2 separate regions of the Homo sapiens genome follow, and region 2 is linked to region 1. Evidence: chromatin contacts called from ENCODE Hi-C or POLR2A ChIA-PET data. All regions are on one chromosome and are shown on one strand. The core of a region is the stretch at or near the end of the contact, and the rest is flanking DNA. Distances in the headings are between cores, read along the strand shown. Region 1 overlaps SRPK2 (SRSF protein kinase 2). Region 2 overlaps SRPK2 (SRSF protein kinase 2).

Region 1 (6,113 bases), core at 1,777-4,276:
AAGAACTCTTCCAACTCAACAATAAAAAGACACACTAATTTAACAATGGATAAAAAGGATTGGAAAGACATTTCTACAAAGAGGATATACACATGACCAATAAATATATGAAAAGATGCTCAACATCATTAGTAATCAGAGAAATGGAAATCAAAACTACAGTCTGACACCACTTCATACCCACTAGAATGGCTATTAAAAGAAGTCAGATAATAAGTTTAAGGAAGGATGAAGAAATAAGGATCTTCAAACATTGTTGGTGGGAAGGGTAATATAGCATAGCCATCTTGGAAAACGGTCTGGCAGTTCCTCAAAAGTTTAAACATAAAATTACCAAATAACCCAACAATTCCACTCCCAAGTATATACCCAAGAGAAATGAAAGCATATATCCAGCAAAATCTCATCCACAGTGTTCAGAGAAGTACTACTATTTTTAACGAAAAGCAGAAACAACCCAAACGTCCCCTAACTGATAAATAAAATGGGGTATATCATTACAAGGGAATGTTATTCACTAACAAAGAGAAATGAAGTACTGATATATGCTACAACATGGATGGATCCTCCAAAACCTTATGCTGGGTGACAGATGCCAGTCAGAAAAGACCGCAGGTTGTATGATCTTCCATTTTCCATCAAATGTCTAGAACAGATAAATTTATAGAGATGGGGTAAATCAGTGGATGCTCATATCGGGGGTTGGGGAAATGGAGAAAAAAGGAGGAAAATGGGGACTGACTGCTAGTAGATATGGGATATCTGTTAGGAGGGATGAAAATGTCCTAATGTGGTGATGGTTGTACAATTCTGTGAACATAATAAAAAACACTAAAATATATATGTTACATGAGCAAACTGTATGCTATGTGAATTATACTTCAAAAAGCTATTGTTAAAAAATAAAAGAAGCCAGGTGTGGTGGTGCACACCTGTAGTCCCAGCCATTTGGGACACTGAGGCAGGAGGATCGCTTGAGCCCAGGAGTTTGAGGCCAGCCTGGGCAACACAGCAAGACCTCATCTCTACAAAAACAACAATAAATTTTTAAAAAAATAAAAGAAAACCCCAATACAGCTATAGATATTTTAAATATCCAACACTACACCGTTATAAAATGTATGACTTCAAGAAACAAATATCTATGTAGAGATTTAAGCAATCAATATGCATAGTCTCTTTTACAATAAGCTCAGCTACATTCAGAGTGAAAATTAATCTGTAATTCTTTAAAAAGGAGACTGAAATTTTATCTAAGGGTCCAAAGTTTAAACAAGGTGCTAATTTAAGAACATGTTTTCATGTACTATAAGAAATATAAAGAAATATACCACTTCAGGCCGGGTGCAGTGGCCCCCACAGGTGATCCCAGCACTTTGGGGAGGCCACAGTGGGTATATCAGTTGAGCCCAGGAGTCTGAGACCAGCCTGGGCAACCTGGCAATACCCACAAAAACTACAAAAATTAGCTGGGCGTGGTGGCACACATCTACAGTCCCAGCTACTAAGGAGGCTGATGTGAGAGGACTGCTTGAGCATGCGAGTCTGCAATGAGCTAAGATCATAGCACTGCACTCCAGCCTGCATGACAGAGTGAGACCCTGTCTCAGGAAAAAAAGAAAGAAGAAAATAGAAAAGGAAAAAGGAAAGGGGAAAGGGAAGGGAAGGGGAAAGGAAAAAGGAAAGGGGAAAGAAAAGGGGAAGGGGAAAGGACAATGGAGAAAGGGGAAAGCAAAGGAAAAGGAAAGGAGAAAGAAAAAAGAAAAAGGAAAGAGAAAGGAAAACAAAAGAGCAAAGCAAAGCAAAAGAGAAAAAGAGGGGAGGAGAGAAAAAAGAAAAACACAGCACTTCAGTGATGGGAATGAAATTAATTTAGAAAGCAAAATTCCACTAGCTACTTATATTTTTCACAAAGAACTATATTTATTTTTACACTACAAAGAAAATTCTAATCATTACTCTAAATTTAAAATGTGGTTTAAAAAAACTTAAAAATATTTTTCTTTCAATATCATACTATAATACTAAAATTATCATCATGCTATGTACTTCATACTATATTCTGCATGTACACTTGCTCTGTCAGAAAAGGGAGGAAAAACTCAACAACCGAGGAAACTACAAGTCTCATCTGCTCTAAATTGCCATGGCAACCAGATGAGAGTTCCGATTTCCTCTCAGCTGCTACTGCGTATTTCTTTTCAGCAGAGAAAAGAAAAAATAAACTCTACATTTAGTAGGAAAAATGTCCTCTCCTTTGCTATCAGCTTAGATGGCAACTGACACAATTTAAGAAATACAGTTCAGTTAATTTTTAATCAAACATAAAGAAAAGGAGCTCCAGATGAATTTCTTCAGTTAGTATTTGAGGGACATTCACATAAAGTCAAATTTCATTTTCTTTCCTCCCTATGTCCACCCTATATCTATAACTTTTCTCTCTCCCTTCCTCCCTCCCTCCTTCTTCCTCTCTTGGTAATTACTGTCAGCTTGAGAAATACCCAATTTCTAATTAATAGTAGAATCGGTCAATATAGGTTGAGTATCCCTCATTCAAAATACTTGGGACCAGATAATGTTTCGAACTTCAGATAATTTCATGTATTCCTCTTTAATGAAAGGTTAAGTTCAAAAACTTTGTGTAAATCAAACCTAAATGTGCAATGACCCTCAATGACCCTCATCCATGTTAAATCTCCTGCTTCTCTTGAGTATGGGTAGATCTGTGAGTGTGAGATATTACACCTGTTATCCAATTATCTACACTACATGCCAAAGGGAGATCACACTGGGTGGCCTGACCTAATCACACCAGTCCCTAAAAGCAGAGGGTTTTCTTTGGCTGGTCAAAGAAGTGGAAGCGGAGCGGCGGGCTCCAGCTGCCTGGAAAAAAAGCAGACATCATTTGTGAACTAGGGCCACAGAGAGCAAAGAACTGCCAGTGGCCTCTAGGAGTGACGGTGCTCCCTGCCAACAGCTAGAAGAATAGTAAGATAACAAAGACCTCAGTTCTACGAACTCAAGGAAATGAGTTCTGCCAACAACCAGTGAGCTGGAAAAGAACTCTGAAGCTCAGATGAGAGCTGCAGATCTGGCCAACACCTTGGTTTCAGTCTAGTAAGAATCCAGCCACACTGTGCTGCCCTGATTTCTGTCCTACAAAACTGTGAGTTAATAAACAGGTGTTGTTTTAAGCTGCTAAGGGTGCAGTAATTTGTTACACAGCAAGTGAAAGTGAATACACTGCCAAGTTCCTCAAACTGTACTAGAGTAGATCATGGAGAATTATCAGACTTTGGCCTCAAAAAGATCTGATTTTTTTTTTTTTAAATAATTGAAATGGCCAGGGGACTTAAGCTGGGTAATCCAGAATGGGAAACAGTTCTCTTTTGGGAATAGGAGTATCTTATTCCCTGAATGAGTCCATTCGTGCATTGCTATAAGGAAATACCTGAGACTGGGTAATTTATAAAGAAAAGAGATTTAATTGGCTCACAGTCCTGCAGGCTATACAGGAAGAATGATGCTGGCATCTGCTAAGCTTCCGGGAAGGCCTCAGGAAACTTACAATCATGGTGGAAGGCAAAGGGGGTGCAGGCGCAACACAGTGTGGGAGCAGTAACAGGAGTGAGAGTGAGGGGGGAGGTGCTACACACTTTTAGAACAACCAGATCTCAGGAGAACTCACTGACTACCATGAGAACAGCATCAAAGTGGAAATCTACCCCCATGATCCAATCACCTCCCACCAGGTACCACCTCCAACATTCGGGATTACAATTCAACATTAGATTTGGGCAGGGACATAGATCCAAACTATATCACTCCCCAAGTCCTAATAGCAAACAATTGTAATTCCAAGCCAAATACTACTTACTTATTTCCTAAGACCATACTGTTTTCTAGAACGTAGTACACAGCCAACTCAAAGTTAGTAAGGATGTAAGTAAATCAGACCTGCTTCCCAACTAATCTACATTTTAGAAAAGAAAGGAGTTGGTGTTCTAAAGGTATTGCTGCCTGATCACCTCACTGAGTTCTGAGTTCAGGTTTTTATCATCTATTTCCTGGACTAACTTTTCCTCATTAATTTCCTTGTTTCTTGCTTTTATCCTTCCCATTTTACACATTAATTCCATATATTCTTTGCAAAAAGCAAACCTCTGGTTCTAAAATTGCATTTCAGCACTACATATGTCTTATGCCACTAGTACTATTAATATTTTATAAAACACTTGTGGGATCTGACAGAAAATATTACTACTGAAATGGAGAAAGACTGACAGAAAAGTTAAACCAGTGAGTCCAAATGCATGTAAAATGACATCCACTGATTCTACAACTACCCAGAAGCACACAGATGCCCAGCACTGAGGGGTGTACAGTCTAGTGAGGAGGGGAAAGTGCATGTAAACACACAAATGTAAGCAACTGCTCCTGGTATCGTTATGGAAACAGAGATGGTAGTGGGCCAAGTCAGAGACATCTAGAGGTGATCTTACAGACTGGCCAGAATGAGGCTGACTGCAGGAGGTCCATGTCTCAGGGAACCACATCATCAAAAGCACAGAGGCCCAAACTAATCTGGTATGACTGGAGAGAGGAAAGAGGTTAGGCATAGGAATAATCCACAATTCAAAAGAATAAACCACAATGCTAAGAAGCTTGGGCTCTATCCCTGAGGCAAGTAGTAGCCACTGAAATGCAACCATAGAAACAAGGATTAGCTTTCTGCAAAAAACATATGAAATTAGAGTGTAGAACAGGTAGAAAGGATAAAAGCAAGAAGAAAGAAAATTCATGGGAAAACGCTGCAATTGTTAGTCCAGGACAGAGATGATTAAAAACTGGAACTCAGAACTCAGTACAGTTGTTGCTCTGTATCCATGCATTCCGCATCCATGGATTCAAACAACTATGGATCCTAAACATGGGGTGATGGCTACATGTGTACTGAACATGTACAGACTCTTTTTTTGGTCATTATTCCATAAACAATTAGGTATTACAACTATTTACATAGTATATACACCATACTAGGTGATGGAATCTAGACATAACTGAAAGTATATAGGAGCATGTGCACAGGTGACATGCAAATACTAAACCATTTTATATCAAGGACTTGAGCATCCATGGATTTTGGTATCCGAATGGGATCCTGGAACCAATCTCCCACAAATACCTAAGGACAACTCTAATTCATTTGCTAGAAGTGGATGTTTGACTCTTCATTTCTGGTCTGAAATACTGTACCATTCATTTCGACAGAGAATAGAGCAGGTGGATGAAGAAGGGAAGGGGTTTTAGAGAAAAGTAACCGGCTCTAGCTCCTCTGAGTTTCACAGGCAAGTGGGATACCAAGCAGCATAGAATACGGTAGGGATTGCTTGATATATAAAATCTATAGCTGAAAAGTAAAGGTTTGAGCTGCAAATTGAAGCAAAGGTGATTGAAACTGAAGCATACTGAAGCATGACCATGCAGCTGGAAGCCAAAGCCTTTCCAAGCATGTAAGAGTGCTGGGGAGAAACTGGGGAATAAAAGAGCCAAGGGAAGAGCCCAGTTCAAAGCCGAAGAACAAAGTTAAACAAGCCACCAACATTATAATCTATAGTCAAGGACCCCTACTATAATTGCCAATATAAGTTTTAAGTGTCAAATACAGATTTTAGAGCACATACATATACAAAAGTAAGCCTACCTTTTACATTAGGATAAGATATACATATAAGAAGAACAAGCAAACTAAAGACCCATACGCTCTTCTATCTAAAAGCTATGTTTGTAGACAATCTGAAGCCAGCTAGGTGCAGAGTGAATAAAATGTCACAAAAAAGGAACTGTTTACTAAGACTTATATTGGTGAAAGTTGCTATAACAACTAACGATTGCCTCATGCTATTCAGGAAATAATGTAAGATGTACCACTTTACACAAGCCTTCTGCAAACTTCCACAAGCTTTAGATCTAAAGGCATACACAACTACTAATATATAATGGATCAACAAAATTCAAATGCAGTCAACTTTCTACCTTCTAAAGTAATTTAGAACACAGGAAATAAGGGAAATCCTAAACCTGTGTTACACAATATGGTAGCAACAAGACAA
Region 2 (5,275 bases), core at 731-3,230, 94 kb after region 1:
ATTTTTCTCTTGATTTGGGTCAAGATGTGTGATCATGAGTGCTTTGAGTGATAGGTGGAACAGGAGAATATAAAAACAAATCTGCTAAATACACTAGAAAGCATTTTAGTAAGAAATGCTGGCCCTTCCTTAAAACATTTCTCTTGCATATACCAGGATGGGAGTAAAAGATGCCTTAACATTTAATTTCTGTATTGTTGAAGACACTGATTTTAATGAAATCCTACTTTTCTGAAGAAAAAAAAAAAATTAGCCAGGCATGGTGGCGGGCGCCTGTAGTCCCAGCTACTTGGGAGGCTGAGGCAGGAGAATGGCATGAACCCAGGAGGCGGAGCTTGCAGCAAGCCTAGTTTGCGCCGCTGCACTCCAGCCTGGGCGACAGAACAAGACTCCGTCTCAAAAAAAAAGGTGGGGGGGAGAAAATGTGGCACATATACACCATGGAATACTATGCAGCCATAAAAAAGGATGAGTTCATGTCCCTTGTAGGGACATGGATGAAGCTGGAAACCACCATTCTGAGCAAACTATTGCAAGGACAGAAAACCAAACACCGCATGTTCTCACTCATAGGTGGGAATTGAACAATGAGAACACTTGGACACAGGGCGGGGAACATCACACACCAGGGCCTGTCGTGGGGTGGGAGCTGGGGGAGGGACAGCATTAGGAGAAACACCTAATGTAAATGATGAGTTAATGGGTGCAGCAAACCAACATGGCACATACATACATATGTAACAAACCTGCACGTTGTGCACATGTACCCTAGAACTTAAAGTATAATTAAAAAAAAAATGACCTGAGTAAAAAGTAATTAACATTTAATTAGGGGTGGCATTAAATCCACAAGATTTATGGAAATAAAAGGGAAGAGCTCTTAATTTTCATATTCTTATATGAAAATTAATTCATATTACTAAAAGAAAATTAAGGAGGTTATGGCTGATGTCCATCCTGGCAGCATTATACACTGAAAAAAAACCCAGAAAACTGGGATTTGAATCTTGACTCTTTAGTATCTCTGATCCCTTAAATCAAGTCTCATCTTTCGTAAACCTGTTTCTTCATCTATAAAATGATGTCAAAGTAATAACTCAATTCGTACAGTTTAATGGTTACATAGTAAAAAAACAAAACACACGAATATGTGGCAGAGGGTCAAACTATGTGAAAAGCTAGTGAAAACGTTTGGAAGAAATTTTCACCAAGTGATAAAGAGCAGTTACAACCTGTTCACTGTTTTGGATCTTTTGTTAACAGCTGAAAAAAACAGAAATATTTTGAGAAAATCGGTAGAGTTGACTTCAAAAGTTTTCATTACGACCTGAAAACATGAAATTTGCAATGGTATACTTTGCTGTACTACAAACCCAAGAAAACATCCATCTCAAAATCACAAGTGAGGACAATGTTAACTTGTTTATTTGATCTCAATGGCACTGCTAATGTAGCACAAGACCAAGAGTCAATTGGACCCATTGTTCAAGACTGCTGAATGTTAACAAGGAGTTAACTGTGGCTTAGAAACTAGTTTCATCATCCTATTTTGGCTCACAGTCCATGAGTCAAAAACAATAAACCAAAAGCTCTAACAACCCAGATTGCCTATCCAGGTTATTCACCAAACTCGGCACTTAATGACTTTTAGCTGGTTCCAAAAATTGATTCTAACATCAAAGGATAAAGATTTATGACCAATGAACATATTCAAATCCTAAAGAAGACCTTGGGGTACAATGGCAGCATTGTTGGGGTAAGTACACTACACACCATTTGGAAGCCAGATTCATTTCAATTTGAAACTAGTAACTGTATTTATAAATAAGTCTCAGACCATAAACCACAGAAAGTGCACAGCAGTGCCACCTTAAATCCTTTTTGGAACAAGGCAGGCTATGCATGTATGCATACTAAAGTAAACAGAGTTGTCTTGCCCAAAGACTTGCCCTGATTTTGTCTTAACTGTTCATTTCCCATTAGACAGTATCCCGAGCCTTACTTAGATGACTCAAAGAAAAACTGATAAACTGAAAAACAAAATATTTGGTCCACCTTTCCGTTTTAGTATCATGACTACAGGAATCTTGAAACAGATGATATATAGACAATCCACTGTGAAAACCGCAGGGCTGCCCTGGCCCCGGGCTACAATCACTGATTGATACATGCTGCCTACAGATGCCCTCAGACTAGGGACACCCTCTTCACTAAAAGAAAGACTAAAAGCCTTCTTAGCCTAAATAGAAGTCAAAAAGCATACAGCTTTAAAACCAAACTATTACACAGCTAAATATCCTGACCTAACAAAGATAAAAACTATCCTCTAGTCTAAACTTTAGAAGCATCTAGAACCACAGCAATAAATATTATTCAAAATACTTTAGGTCAAGTTCATATTTTCATAGGTTTCCATGTTTTCTGGGATTTCTAAAATCTTGGAGACAACAGAGGATGATTATTTAACAAAAATCCTGTTGCCAGCCAGGCGCTGTGGCTCATGCCTGTAATCCCAGCACTTTGGGAGACTGAGGCAGGCAGATCACCTGAAGTCAAGAGTTCAAGGCCAGCCTGACCCACATAGTGAAACCCTATCTCCACTAAAAACACAAAATTAGCCGGGTATTTTTACAGGTGGTGGGCACCTGTAATCCCAGCTACTGGGGAGGCTGAGGCAGGAGAATCTCTTGAACCCAAGAGGCAGAGGTTGCAGTGAGCCGAGACTGTGCCACACAGTCTCGCACAATAGAGCGAGACTCTGTCACAAAAAAAATTTTCTGCTGCCTACTAGTTTATTATAACAGTATACAAAAGACCAAGGAAATTGTAGAGAAATAACTTTATTTAAATGCATCTGACAGATAAATCTATGTTCGCTTCTTCATTCCTGTGTTACTTTAATTCTTCTGTGTAATTTTGGGGAGAGTCAGTGTTGAATTACCCAACAGGAAAAAAATGAAGCACACTGTTGGAGAGGAAAACACTCTTTCCCTACCCTCTTAGATTCAGTGGCTGGGGTCCCTGAATTTAACAGATAAAAGATTAACAGGAGGGGGAAAAAAAGCAGTTTACCTATGCATGCAATGTGCATACACAAAGGAGAACTCAGTGTTAACTCAAAAGGGTGATTAAAATTTGGGTTTACACACCATCTTAACAAAGGGTGATAAAGTACGGGGAAAAGGCTAGACTGAGGAAAACAAGTTCTGGACTTTGAGGGAGGTACAAATCATGGGAAGATAACTAGAAATGTATAATAAATAGGGGTTCTTTAGTACGGAACACTTTCAGAAATGTAAATGGATAGCCTGCTTTTAGACAGAAAGGTGGAGGGCAGGAAACTAAATGCCTTCAGCTTAAAACAACACCTACACTAAAAGTGGGATATTTTGGGGTGGCATGCTCTGGTCCCCTTCTACATGCTTAGAAAACCAACAAAAATGAGGTACCAAAAGAAGTAAGAGGATTTTTTTTTAAGGCATCTGATGTAGTTTTTGAAGCCATGAGTAACAATGAGAATTTTTGCTGGTATTCTATTAGTTTGCATTTCAGTATTGTCATTTTCCATTTTGCTAGGAAGAGAAAAGACACACCATAATCTTTTCAGTGCACTGGGCTTCTAAGAAACTTAATCAGAACCTGACGGATCATCTCTGAATACCATAGTTTCAGAATATTAACAAAAGTCATAATAACTGTGAATTATTTTTGCAAAGTACGTATCACTAGAACCAAGATGTTTAAGTAGAAATTTTGAAACCTAAGAGACCACATCACTGTCATCTTCTTGGTCAATACTTGAACCAGGCAAAAAAAAAACCAACACTTCCTTTGAAATCTCATGAAGGAAAGCAGTGAGGAGTCTTCTACCCTTGAAGCAGCAGGATGTACTCCACCTGAACAAAGAAAAAACAGTCATGAAGAAAAAACATGTTGGCTAACTGCTATCCTCTCGTTGGCAAGATGCCACCTTCAGTTGGAAAAGCATTTAACCGAAACACTCATTTACAAATATCTTTATCTGCAATCCATTTTAATGCTGTATACATCTCTAACTTAAGTGGAGAATAACTTTTAAAAAGAAAATGTCATAAATTTCTCAGAATTAAAAGTAAAACACTATTACAAGAACATTTTTGTAGAAGAAAACAATACAAAGGAGGAGACATGGCTAAATATGGGGGAAAAATGTTTAAACACAAACTTACAACTTGATTATAGATATGGAGACTCACACTTATGGAAAGCTGTCAAGTTATCCACAGAACTCTAGTTCTGAATAGAGAATACAATCCTTTTCCTCTTATTTTATAACTCTGGTGAAGAAAGAGACCGAATAGCAGGCAGGTGCAGCTAAACATGTCCTGGAAACACAAAGGCAGCTCAAAAGGAAGATTTAATTTAAGGGTCAGATTTTTTAACATACAAGAACTAATGAACTACCTTGAAGGGAGACTTAATTATGACTTTTCCCAATACTGGGTGGGAGGGGAGGTAATCAAAGTAATTAATTTTTAGTGCTATTTTGGTACTCCTACTACTGAAAAATTTAGAAGTACAAATGCCATTCCATCTGCTGTGGTGGATACAAAGAGGCTTTTCTTCAAGCAAGAAAGCTTTATTATTAAAAAAGAAGAAGAAAAATTCTATGACGTTTTTAAAAGGATAAACATACGATAACCCAAAAAGAAGTATAGAGAACCAATGTGTAATAAGTAAGTGTTTTGCTCTAGAACTTAGTCTGTTAAGCTGGTGAACAGAATCACTGACCAGCAGGAGAGAAAAGCCGGCTTGCACCCTCACAGCCCTTGCTGGCAGTGCCATCCATTTGTCATCTGACATGTGCTCTCTCTTATTTTTTCCAAACATTATTAAACTCTCACCTTTAAAAACACTTCTGGAGAAAAATTAACAAAGATATACCTCTACAAAATCCTGACTACAATGCCCCACAGCTGTTAAAAAATATTAGTAAATATGACTTCCTACAGAATCCAGGTAAGTTTATGTTAAAAGTGTATAAGTGGTAAGACTGTGGGTGGGGTTTTTTCCCCCTTATTTCCACATTTTTGAATTTCCTAAGTTTAACTTTAAGTATATATTTTATAATCAGAAATAACATACGCTTTATCTTTTATAATCATCATAGTAACTTAACAGTGAAGTGGGATATACAATGGTGATGAACAGTATGAGCTTTGGTACATTACTTGGACTCAAAAGATAGCTCCTGAAATTCAAATTACTTTCTATCTCTAATTCTGGATTCCATCAT

What was found. A loop is a pair of places that touch in the nucleus more often than their neighbours do. ChIA-PET counts read pairs that join two places held with the same protein, here RNA polymerase II (POLR2A). Pooled maps may share reads with other maps.
Region 2: a pooled map shows a loop between it and region 1 (3-fold over the local background). The contact joins two enhancer-like sites. A Hi-C loop is called at or near these places in 2 of 168 maps with a recorded cell type or tissue (IMR-90 and dorsolateral prefrontal cortex), 7 of 37 single-sample maps with no recorded cell type and 12 of 50 pooled maps. POLR2A ChIA-PET finds 5 or more read pairs at or near these places in 2 of 52 experiments (PC-9 and activated CD4-positive, alpha-beta memory T cell).

What each region holds. Positions count from the first base shown.
Region 1 is chr7:105,207,930-105,214,042 of GRCh38, forward strand. All of the region lies in intron 2 of SRPK2 (SRSF protein kinase 2), which reads right to left. Among named protein-coding and RNA genes, the nearest start is that of SRPK2, 180 kb to the right of the region's middle. Within about 2 kb of position 3,027, at least 10 of the 41 ENCODE cell types and tissues checked have a DNase peak (open chromatin) inside an H3K27ac peak, as active enhancers do; they include dorsolateral prefrontal cortex, where a contact is called at or near this core.
Region 2 is chr7:105,302,676-105,307,950 of GRCh38, forward strand. The region is part of intron 2 of SRPK2 (SRSF protein kinase 2); the gene reads right to left. Among named protein-coding and RNA genes, the nearest start is that of SRPK2, 84 kb to the right of the region's middle. Within about 2 kb of position 1,981, at least 6 of the 41 ENCODE cell types and tissues checked have a DNase peak (open chromatin) inside an H3K27ac peak, as active enhancers do; they include dorsolateral prefrontal cortex, where a contact is called at or near this core.